2 separate regions of the Mus musculus genome follow, and region 2 is linked to region 1. The links are chromatin loops, found by intact Hi-C in ENCODE. Cell type or tissue: heart. All regions are shown on one strand. Each heading gives the region's core, and the rest is flanking DNA. Links, peaks and the distances in the headings are about the cores only.

Region 1 (6,032 bases), core at 467-5,466:
TGGGACTGGGGAAATGTCTCTCAGGAGGCAGGGAGCTTGTTGCACAAGCAAGAGGGCCTGGGCTTGAATTCCTAGCCCTCTGCATGTAAAAGCTGAGCACAGCAGGCCACATCTGTCACACCAATAGCTGGAGTTGCAGAGACGGGCAGCTCCCTGCAGCTCAGTGACCAGCTGAGTTAGCCAGTCAGTAAGTTCCAGGTTCAGTGTAAAAGGATCCTAAAAATAAAGAGGAAGGCTAGAGAAGATGGCTGTCTCTAAAGTGCCCGCAGAGCAAACACAAGTTAGCTATAGCAGCATATGCCTATGGGATATAGTTAATTAAATATGGCACAGCCTCCGGGTCCTTGGAATGTGTAATCAAGGGAGAGGACGGGTAGGAAGATGAGCTCATGAAATTTTGTACTGACCCTTCCTTTCCCCAGCCCATGGACACATCAGTAATTAATCATTGTGCTGTCTCCTGCGGAGGCAAGATGAACCTCAGCATCCCTCCCACCCCAGCACCCCCAGGTAGCTGTCAGTCAGTCCCCAGTGGGATGACTGTTTGTCACCCCTCAGCTAGTGATGTTGAGAGGATTTTAAAGCCATGTGAAGATGTGTCTTTTTCTGGGTTAGTTTGATGACGGGAGACGGGAGAGTGGGCAGCAAGGACCCGGGAGACTTGTCTCAGCTTTGAGACTCTTGTTCTTTGGAAGCTTAAAAAGAAGCTAGTGCCAGTGGGGTCCGTTGTACGTGAAGAGCTTGCTTTCTGGGCTCTGGGTTTGGCAGATGTTAGAGCCTAGGTGTGGTTGCTTTGTCCAGGAGCTGCTGTTTGTTAGAATGACAGACAAGGTGAGAGGAGATGATGGGGGGGTGCTATAGTGATCCCCCAATTCTAGACATCTTAAGAGCCCTAGAACAGTGACAGTGGGGAGCCTGGAGAGCCAGTAAGAACAGCTGCTGTGTGCCAGAGACGGCCATGGTCCTTTACTCGATGACTTAAGGACTTCAGTGGTAAGCAGTGCAGTCGCCCATCTCACAGCTGACAAAGCTGAGCCCCAGAGGGTTACTGCTGTCCCCAGTGGCCAAGGCTGGGTGTGAACCCAGGTCATCGTACTGGGTTTTCATCGCTATGTCCTCTCCTCCCTGCTGAGAAGTCAGACTGTATGTAGCTTAGGAAGCTGAGAGTTTGGAAAGTTAGCTGGGTGGGGTAGAGGTCCTCCATGGAGTTCTCAGGTGGTACAAGAGATGCAGGCTGGGGAGTGAAAGTTAGAACCTTCGTGAGACTGCCAGAGAGGTCACGCCTGGAGCAGCTTACGGAGATGAGAGCTAAATGATTTTCTTTCTTCTTCTTCTTTTTTTAATATTTTTTATTACATATTTTCCTCAATTACATTTCCAATGCTATCCCAAAAGTCCCCCATACCCTCCCCCCACTTCCCTACCCACCCATTCCCATTTTTTTGGCCCTGGCGTTCCCCTGTACTGGGGCATATAAAGTTTGCATGTCCAATGAGCCTCTCTTTCCAGTGATGGCCAACTAGGCCATCTTTTGATACATATGCAGCTAGAGTCAAGAGCTCCGGGGTACTGGTGCTAAATGATTTTCTTTTGATTCCTCCTACCCTGCCTCCAGACAGGATTTCTTTGTACAGCCTTGCCTGTTCTAGAGCTAGCTATGTAGACCAGGCTGGCCCAGAATTCAAAAGATCCATCTGCCTCTGCCTCCTGAGTGCTGGAATTAAAGCCACCACCACCTGGCTTGACTTCTGTGTCGTTGCTTGTCTCAATCCTCTATTTCATTTATGTTGCTGTGGCAAAACACCCAAAGGCAAGGACTGGATTGAGAGAAGGCTTATTTGGCTCATGGTGTGAGAGGGATTTTAGTTCACTGTGGCAGGAAAAGGTGTGGCAGAACAGGGCCGTGGGCCTTTCACATCACCTGCATCAGGAAGCAGAGAGAGCTGGTTTAGAGCCAGAGGCAGGTGCAACCTTCCAGGCCTGCCCCTAGTGGCCTAGATCCCACCTGTAAAGAGTAGCTTCTCAAAGCAGTGCCACTAACTGCAGACAAGGAGTTCAACCATACAAGCCTGTGGGGACATTGCAGACCAAACTATAATGTTTATCCCAAAGTACTTAAATAGTTTCAATTACAGTGTGTGTGTGTGTGTGTGTGTGTGTGTGTGTGTGTGTGTGTGTGTGTGTGTGTGTGTGTGTTGCTTGTCCTCTGGGCTCTTCTACTGTAGATCAGAATTTCAGGAACCACAAACATGGGGGCCCAGAAGCTGCTGTCCAAGCGAGGGTCTGCCATCCACACCTCCTTACTTTAGTGAGACTGAGGACAGGACTCTGTTCTAAACAGAGGGAGTGGTGTACGCACAGGAGAAGCAGGGAGGGGGGCCATCTCGAGGAGCTGTTCATCAGTGAGCAGAGAGGAACATGGGTCGGTCATGGGGGCTCCGTGGAGCTTCCAAAGAACACACACACCTTACCCTGCAACTACAGGAGACTCCGTGGGACTATACCACGGCAGGGCACTGGTAGACTGGTATTCTAAAAATCTTTGGCCGCTGAAGGTTAGGTTTGAGAGAAGCTAGTGGTCTGGTCCCTTTCTGTCACCATGTCCCTGGGATGAGCCTGGTAACAGGACAGTTTCAGAGCTCAGATACTGTCCCGCAGGATCCAAAGACGCAGGCCCATCTGCTAGGGTCCTTTGCTTAGGTTTTGCCTGAATGATGCAGCTACATCATTTAGTGACCTGTGACAGGGTCCCGCCCACGTGGGCTGCACGTCCAGACTCCACTAACCCCCCCCCCCTTTCTGGAAAGGCGCATGTCTGAGATCCTTCCCAGCCAGGTAGGTGGTCCAACATCCTGTGGTTACACATGACGTCATCATCCACCTCAGCCTGAAATTCAAGTCTAGGGGTTCCAGGGACTCAGTACCTGAAGATCCTCTTGGCCTCGGTCTCCTTCCCCTCCCCCACTGCTGCTGGGTTCTTCTCTCCATCTGCCTGAGTCCCAGCAGCCCAGGAGGCCCCTCCACAGGCCGCCTGCTGTTTTTGTGTGGAAATTGTTTTACCTCAGCAGCTCATTTCTCCCATTCCTTTCCAACCATAATGGAGTTGCCGGGCTGCCTGCCCTGGGCTGGCCCCCTCCCTCAGTCAGGCAGCTGAGGATGACTTCACCCCAGGGTTCGGAGGAGGATGACTGATGGACTTTCCAGGACCCGTGCCCAGCAGCCCGGGAGACTCTGGAAGAAAAGGAATTCTCCCCATGTCAACCCTCATCCCCTGGGCATCCCAGAAATACAAAAGCTAGAAGGGTCTTAGTCAGAGTTTGGACTCTCCCTGGGCAGTCTGGGTGGATTCCAGATATAACTGAGTTGGGGTGTTTACCTTGCCCCAAACGAAGCCTAGACAAGCCTTCTTCCATTATGGCTGGAAGTGGTGTCTGTGGGACTGACAGATGGGCCTTGGGAGGGAACCAGAGCTTGGGACAGGGACATAAGTGGCAGAGCAATGTGGAGGAGACCGAGCCCTGGGCTCCCCTGCAGGCGCCTCTCTGGATATCCATGTGTGTCTCTGGCTTCGAGCTGAGCTCCCCCTAGCACTTAGCAGCTGGTTATCCGTCTGCTGCTGCCCCCACCCTCCCCTCAGCCCTCCCCTCGTACCCACCGGGCCACCAGCCCAAAATAGAAAAAGGAAAGGAAGTTATTTCCACAAGTTAGCGGCAGACGGAAAAGCTCCCCTCCAGTGAGGGGGTGGAGGGATTCCTGGAGCTGGAGGCCAAATCAAAGCCAGGCCGAGCCCAGCATGGCCCCCACCACCTCCCCGCCGCCTGCTTTCTCCATGTGTCATTTCCCTGATTCAGCAGGACACGTGTCCTGCGGTTGCCACGCAGCAGGCTGCTGGGGAGTCCTGGAGCTCCTGGCCCAGCTCCAGGCTTCCTTCGGGCCTGGGCTTGGGATAGAGCCTGGGGTCAGGGCAGCCAGGCCCTTGGTCCTCTCCTGTCCTGGCTGCTTAGCACAGACACACCTTGTCTGGGAAGAGAGGCCCCATAGAACCCCTTGGGAACAAGACCCTAACTCTGGGCTCCATCTGTTCAAGCTGCAGCTCATGGGGATGTGTGTGTGTGAGTGTGTGTGTGAGTATGTGTGTGTGTGAGTGTATGTGTGCGTGAGTGTGTATGTGTATGTGTGTGTATGTGTATGTATATGTGTGTGTCTGTGAGTGTATATGTGTGTGTGAGTGTGTATGTGTGAGTATGTGAGTGTGTGAGAGTGTGTGTGTGTGTGAGTATGTGTGTATGTATATGTGTGAGTGTGTGTATGTATATGTGTGAGTGTGTGTGTGTGTGTGAAAGTGTGTGTGAGTGTCTTAGTACCTGGGCAGGAGAGCAGCAAGATCTAGAATTTATAACAAAGTACCAGGGGCTCCTCAATGTTCCCTCCCCTTTGCTGGCTATAGTTGAGCCAGAATGTGAACTCAGACCTGCTTATTGTCCAGGAATCTCAGGGAGCTCCCGCCTCAACAAACGAGGACAGAACGGGCTGTCGGCAGGCTACTTGTCTGCTGTTGGGGGTGTGTGGGGTGTGATCGCTATTATTTAACAGTCCAGCACTGTGCCAGCTAGGGACATAGCACAGAAATGTCTGACCCCACCCCCACCCCCCACCCCCCAGTCTGTAGGGGACATTCAGAAAGTCCGTATGTAAGTCTGCAATGTTGACTGGCTGCCTTCCTTCTTGGTCTGCTGTTTCCCTCGTTCAGCAGAATGCATGCCTGCACCTTTGTTCAGAAAGCGGTGTAGGCACTGGATACTCTGAGCAAGATCTCCATCTGCCCAAGGGCCTGGGATGGGCCAACAGAGCTATGGCTAAGCCTGACTATGCCCTGCTCTCCTTACCTCTCATCCCCCAGGATTGATGTCCCAGGCTCCGGACAACCTGCAAGCCAGAGACGCTACAGAAACTGGAACCCACCCCTGCTGGGCAGCCTCCCGGATGACTTCCTCCGAATCCTTCCCCAGCAGATGGACAGCATTCAGGTAAGAGGCTGCCCTCGAACCTCCACCCTACCTGCCTGCCTGTCCAGCATCTCTCCTGGGCTACATCTGTCATGGTCTGTACCAGCCAGTTTTACTTCCTGGTTTTCAAGCTCAGGCTGGGCTGCTTCTGTGGATTAGAATTTGTAAGGAAAGAAAGGCAAACCTACAGCCTCGCTTCCCGTCTGGCCTGGCTCTTTTGCTGCAACCATCACCTCAGGCTGGAGGGAGGGAAATGGGGTAGCTAATGGTGGGATTGCTGCTTTCCTTTCCATAGGCTCTTCTTTCAGAAGATGCCCCTGATATTGGGGCATGCAGCTGGCGTAGAGGGACATGTGAGACTGGGAGTCCATGCACAGGTGGCTGAGCTGTTTACAAATTGATTTTCAGGATGATTTAGGTTCCAAAAGAAGGAATGAGGTGACCCTAGGTTGGGAGGAAAAGTCCTTTTGATGTTCTTCCTGCTTCTGCTGCATGGGCAGTTCTGAGCTATCCAGTGAATTCTGGCTAGTGACTGGGTCCCGTTGGGAGGAGGGGACTACATGATGAGACAGGAGGATTTTGGGAAAGCACACCTGCGCATACAGCTGTACATGGATTTAAGTAGGTGATGTGTATGCTCACTCTTCCTCAGGGTCACCCCGGGGGCTCCAAGCCTATGAGTGGAGAGGGAGGCCCACCTCCGGCGCCAGGGCCCATGGCCTGTGACCAAGACAGCCGCTGGAAACAGTACCTGGAAGATGAGAGAATTGCCCTCTTCCTGCAGAATGAGGAATTCATGAAGGAGCTGCAGCGAAACCGGGACTTCCTCCTCGCCCTGGAGAGAGGTGGGCACCAAGCCTCACCACGCAGAAGAGAGTGACAAGGGCAGGAGCCTCGGGCCTCCCTCAGGAGGCGTCCTGCTGGATGTGGGCATGCCAGGCACTTTCTAACCTGCTTGAACTTGGGCCTCCCTGGGTCATTCAGGAGCTCCGGGTTTCAGTGCGGGTTGGGGACACCTGAGAACCC
Region 2 (6,032 bases), core at 558-5,557, 62 kb before region 1:
TGTTGCTTCTTGAAACAGTGTCTGTCTATGTAACCCTGCCTCTCTGGGAACTTGCTATGTAGACCAGGCTGGCATCTAACTCAGAGACCCACCTTCCTTCTGCCTCTCAAGCGCTGGGATTAAAGAGGTGTGTCCACACCACCACATCTGGCTCCCCGTGCATTTTGCTCATGGGGCATCTAATGTGCCTGAGGTAGTCTTGACTTGTGACAACTCCATCTGGAACCTGGGAGGTGGTGGCAGGAGCAGAAGAGGGAGGAAGAACCATTTACTTAGAAGGCAGAGGCAGGTGGATATCTGCAAATTCAAGCTAGCCTGGTCTACATAGAGAGTTTCAGGCCAGACTGGACTACATAGTGAGACTTTGTCCTCTCCTCCCCATTTAAAAAAAAAAAAAACATTCACTCGTATCTGTATGTGTGTAAGCACGCTATAGCACTTTTATCTGCTAAGTTATCTCAGGGCCTTGCTTTGTTTTTGAGATAGGGTCTCGCTATGGTTCTCAGCCTGGCCTGGAATTCACTCTACGCCCAAGACTGGTCTGGAACCCTTGACCCTCTGGCTTCAGTCTCTAAAGTGGCTGGGGTTAGAGGCACAGACCACCACACCTGGCCTGCTACTTCTGTTCACACGTCTTACCAGAGCGGGTCAGGCAGCATGGGGAGCTGGAAAGGAAGAGGGATAAAGGACTATCTTCAGCTTCCTAAGGACAGACTTTTATATTCCCGTGGCTGGTGATAGATCTACGGAAGTGCCTCTGGCTGAGTTGCCTGCCCGGCCACTGTTTTTTACTTGGACAGAAGGAGAACACCTGCTACGTAGGCCCAGAAAGGAGGTGGGAGATAGCATTGAAGAGACGGTCACATAGCAGGGCTTTTAACAACCGCAGAATGACATGTTGGCATTGACATTCGTTTACGAATGCCACGTCTGGAACCCTTTTCTTATCTGTGTAGAGGAACAGTAAGACCAGTCTGTCTTGGTTTCAGACTCCCCTGAGTACAAGAACAGAACTATTGAAGTAATGGGAGAATTGAGGAACTGAGAGCAGGGAGCAATGCTGGCCTCCAAGATGCCTTGGGGGGAAAGGTGCCTCTTCCTGGTATACCTGCGGATACCCTTGCTTTTGTGAATGTGAATCTGGCATCATAGTCTCTTGGTTCTCAAATACACCCACCCTCTTTCTAATAACCAGAAAGCCAAACAGTGCCTGGACCTTGAATCAAATATGTTCCTGGGGGAAGAATCTAACTGACTCACGTGAGTCTGCCTTCTGCTGGTCCAATCAGCTGTGATTTGTAGACATGGTCATATGGCACTCCATATCACTACAGGATTTTCCCTTATCAATGGGGATGGAGGCATCCTCACAGTAGAGACATGACCTGGGGATGTACTCAGAAGCATGCCAGACTTACCACCTTGGACCAGGTCGAGTAGGGTTGGTCGGATGATACCTGGCAGAAAGATGTGAGAACTCTAAGGGACCACTTCAGTGTGAGCTGGTATGGTGGGGGTGGGACTTCACTGAGAACCTTGGGACACAGCACTACCTGAACAGGGCACGGGTAGGTCTGTAACGCTACACGATAGAACTGAAAAGTCTTGGTCAAGGCTTGGGAGCTCTTTGTGGGATGGTCATGGAACAGGATGTGGGGGCCAGATGGCAGGGTTCAGCCAGGCTACTGTTGGAGGAGGTAAGGCAGGTTTATAGGCTACTGGGATGATAACCTTGTAAAACAGAGAGCAAATGTGTCTCTCTCCCCTACATAAACACAGCTGTTTCTGTGGTTGAAATGGTGTGACCGGGAGAGGATGTTGGTCCGGATTTAGCACTCTGGACATTGTCCTTACTCTACCCCGACGGGCTGGGTACCTATAAGGAAATCGACTCAGCCCTGTGGGGCTTGCTTTGCTCTGCTCTTGAAAGACTCTCTGTGTGAGCATTTTTATACCAAGGGGGTGAAAACTGAACAGCTAGGTTTGGGCCCTTGTTCTTCACTTACTGGTGATGTGACCTGTGCAGACTTCCTAATGGCCAGTGTTTCCTCCCCTCCTCTCGGGGGTGTGGTGAGGATCACAGGAAACGGGTGCTCAGTGAATCACTAATATTATTATTAGAAACCAAGGCCACAGGGCTAGAGAGGGAGCTTGGCTAGGAGAGTGCTTCCCTAATAGGTACAAATCTCTAGGTTTGATCCTCACAACCAAAACCCCACAAACGTGGGGAAGTAGAGGCAGGAGTTCAAGTTCATACTTCCTCATCTCTATGGAGAGTTCCAGCATGGCACGTAAGACGTCTGGGAGAGAGACAGCAAGACAGAGGAGAGAGAGGAAGGGGAGGGGGAGGAAGAGGAAGGAAAGGAAGACGGAGACCAATTCCCAGATTGGACAGATGTAGTCCCTCAGACGGGCAGGAGCTAGAGCAGGGGCAGGGGCAGGGATAAAGAAATGGAGAGACTGCCACAGAGGCAGCCTGGGCCTCTCAGAGGCTTCGAACGAGGATCTTCCTAAGAACCTGGCCCTGTCTGGGGTGTGAGTGCTGGGGTGGACACGCTGCCTCAGCCCCTGGAGCCAGCTCCAGCCACCTGTCATCCCAAGCCTGATCCGTTCCCCTGCCCCTCCACTGGAGCCTCCATGATGGATCTTAGGGATGACTGCAGAATGCTGGAAGGTTCTAGGCTCTTCCTTTCCATCCTGGGTCAGGTATAGGAGGCCTCCTGTTGGACACGAGAGCATTTCCGTCTTGAAGCTGCAGAGCTCGGAGTTTTTTTGTTTATTTTGTTGTTTTGTTTGGTTTTTGGATTTTCGAGATGGGGTTTCACTATGTAACCTTAGCTGTCCTGGAACTCACTCTATTGATCAGGCTGGCCTCAAACTCACAGAGCCATCTGCCCCTGCCTTCTGAGGGCTGGGCTTGAATATGTGTACACCACTGCCTGGTTTTTGTTTGTTTGTTTGTTTGTTTTTTGTTTTTTAGATGAAGACGCCTTTTGGACCACAGAGCAGTTTAAAGGCAAAAGTATGCTAGGCCTCTGCTTCTGAGGAATTCTATTCTCACTCTCAAGAGCCCCACGGAGCCTCCAGGGTCCAGCCCTGTCCCCTTTCCTCCTTGCCTTTGTCCTCTGGTCCCTGCAGTCAGCAGCAGCAAGCTCTGTGGCTGCCAGGTCCAGACTGAGCCTCAGGACAGCCCCTCCCTTTCCTCCCTCAGCAGCTGGGGCCTGGCCTCCACCCACCTCTCTTGGATCCAGGCCCCAGTGATAATGAATTACATAAATAAGTCATTCCCATTAGCAGCACAGCCAGGCTCTGGCCCAGGAGGCAGGGCAGGTCCTGAGGCAGTATGGCTCTGGCGAGCTGCTCCCCAGCACGGTGGCTCCGAGCCCTGAGCCCTGACATTTCTGCTTGGTGTCTCAGGGAGGGGCCTCCATCCTCTGGTCCCTTCCGGTGTTAGGTTTTCAGTCTAGAGGTTCCCCAATTATCACCTTCCAACAGCCATAGGGCCTCAGGACAGGTGTGTTTGACAGTAGTTGGGACCCTAGAAGGGGTTAGAGTTGGGGCGTCTGGTGGTTTAAGCTGCTCTTCTGGGCCTGCCTAGGCTTGGCTGGCAAAGGTGCTCAGTGGCCATGGCAACCCTTGTCTGCCGGCAGCTCCAGGCAAACACTGGCTTTCAAAGGGGGCCTTGTTCCCTGTGGGAGCCTTTTGGTTTGCTGGGCCTTTCAGACCTGGGGAGGAAAAGGAAGACAGAGAGAAGGGGGGCTGGGGGGTGTCGCTGCCTGGGAGAAGAGCACACTCCTGCCTCTCCTCACCCCCTTTGCCCTGGCCCCAAGCGTATTTCCTGGAGGCCACTGTTTTCAGACCTGCTGCTGGAGAATGAAAGGAAGAGTGAACAGAAGAGTGTGCCCAGTCTCCAGGCAACGGGCTGTCTGTGCCGTTTAAAGGAGAGAGGAAAGTCACACACACTGGGCACCTTAGTGTGGGAAGTCCTGTGCTGATGGCGTCAAGCTAGCCATGGCCACCTAAGCAGATTCTTTGCTGGGTATCGAATATGTAACATGTATAACACTGGAGCTGGGAGGTAGCCCTGTTGCCTAACATATACAAAGTTTACTACCCAGCTTAGCATAAAATTGGGTATGGTGGCACGCATGTGTTCTATCAGAGCTGGGGAGGGAAAGGCAGGAGGCTCACAATCTCACGGTCATCACTGGCTACTTAGGGAGTTAGAAGGGAAAGAAACTTGGGCTGCAAGGGGGTTGGAGAGAAAATGAGAGGAGAAGAGAAGAGAGGGAAGAGAAGAGAGGGAAGAGAAGAGAAAGAGGCGCTAAAGTATTCATCAAATGTGAGGCGACCACACTGGCAGTCTACACTCCTGTGCGAGTGTGCCAATGCCAGTAGATTCAGGAGAAATGCTGATCGTGGGCTTCGCTGCCTTTGCAGGGGGGCTCAGTTCCAGAATTCTCCCCTTTCACGTTTTATTGTTATATTCCTAATATATAAAAAACAGGAAAGCTGGAGCCAAAGAGATGGTTCAATTGTTAAGAGCACAGATTGCTCTTCTAGAGGACCCAGGCTTCCAATCCCAGCAACCATATAGCAGCTCACAACTCTCTGTAACTCCAAGACCTGATACTGTCACATAGACATACGTGGAGGCAAAACACCAGTGCACATAAAATAAAGGTAAATAGATTAAAACAAAACAAAACAAAATCCCAGGAAAGCTGTCGTGTCTGCCATTTGTTCCCAAGTCACTGTTAGTCTGAGGATGCAGCATCCTGTCTGGTGGACTACAACTCATTGCTGGCAACCATGGTGCCTACCTTCCAGGTCTGGTGTGAATGTAGTGATTCTGGGACAAGAAAACCCATGGGTAAAGACTCTGGCCATTTACACCCACCCAGGAAAGCATGGTGGGTCTCACTCAGGACTAGACACTGGGACCAAGATCTGGTGGCCAAATTCTATTCCTCCACATCTCTGTCATCTCCTCCCTTTGTGACTCTTCCTTGTCGTGTGGATTAATTGGCCAAATTGGAGGCCTTTAAAGGCCCTCTGCCAGCTGGGGTTGGGGTGGAAGGCACTCATGAACTTTCCAAACTTTTCTTGATAAGCATAAACTAAGAGGCATCACCTGGAGCCTTGTGGGGGGAGGGGGAAGCTGATACCATTCTCATACCAGGAGTGACTTGGTCTGATGGAGGAACCAGCAGTCACACTGGGAACTAGGAAGGGACAGAATTTTCTGCTGCTTTTGGGATTGTTCCTCAGACTGAGCACCTAAGCCATCAGAGAGTGGCTTCCCTCAGCCGCCCTCTGTCCACCTTGCTGTTCATTAAAACATCAAATTCTGCTGCTGTAGTCAGGACTCAGGTGAGATTTTTGTGTCTTTTTTTTTTTTTAATTTATTTGTTGTTGTTTTTTGTTTATTCATTTTCAAGACAGAGTTTCACTGGGTAGCCCTGGCTGTTCTGGAACTCACGCTGTGGACCAAGCTGGCCTTGAACTCATAGAGATCTACCTGCCTCTGCCTCCCAAGTGCTGGGATTTGTTCTTTCTTTTCTTTTCATTTTTTTAAAGTGTGTGTGTGTGTGTGTGTGTGTGTGTGTGTGTGTGTGTACACGAATAAGCTGACATGTGAAAGTCAGAAGACAACTCTTTTGGAAGTCAGTTTTCTCCTTCCAACATGTGGTTTCTGAGGCCTGAACTCTGGTCTTCTGGCTTGGCAGCAAGTATCTTTACCCAGTCAGCCATCCTGCTGGCCAGTGTTTTGTGTTCTTTGAGACACAGTGGTTTTCCTTTGTAGCCTCTGCTGGTATCAACTTGCAGCAACTCTCCTGCCTCAGCCTCCCCAGGGCTGGGATTTTAGGCCTGGATGAGAGGCACACCTAAGGTTAAGGACCATCCTTCCAGTGCAGAGTCGGGGAGGGGCATTGTGTAAGATGATGCACAGCTCCCGGTCTGGAGGTGCCATGATTCCATTTGGTATCTCAGAGGGAAGAGGCATATAGTTCCACGGGAGTCCACCTGAG

Evidence for each region. A loop is a pair of places that touch in the nucleus more often than their neighbours do. Peaks named below come from ENCODE experiments on the same cell type or tissue, not always from the same donor. Only the 100,000 strongest peaks of a DNase experiment are listed, where the experiment ranks them.
Region 2: a loop joins it to region 1, with 2.4 times the contacts of the local background. A loop is called at or near these places in 2 of 42 quality-filtered maps.

What each region holds. Positions count from the first base shown.
Region 1 is chr11:88,177,581-88,183,612 of GRCm38, forward strand. Cuedc1 (CUE domain containing 1) reads left to right here. Exons shown (of 11, transcript NM_198013.3): 4 at 4,901-5,027; 5 at 5,659-5,851. Among named protein-coding and RNA genes, the nearest start is that of Mrps23, 24 kb to the right of the region's middle. In heart, for the core only: CTCF peaks have their summits at 1,981 (motif pointing left), 3,023 and 3,559; DNase peaks (open chromatin) are centred at 3,101 and 3,811; H3K4me3 peaks cover 898 bases; H3K27ac peaks cover 3,538 bases.
Region 2 is chr11:88,115,732-88,121,763 of GRCm38, forward strand. The region is part of intron 1 of Cuedc1 (CUE domain containing 1); the gene reads left to right. Among named protein-coding and RNA genes, the nearest start is that of Cuedc1, 20 kb to the left of the region's middle. In heart, for the core only: no CTCF peak of the experiment used is centred there; DNase peaks (open chromatin) are centred at 2,060, 2,440 and 3,310; H3K4me3 peaks cover 652 bases; H3K27ac peaks cover 3,705 bases.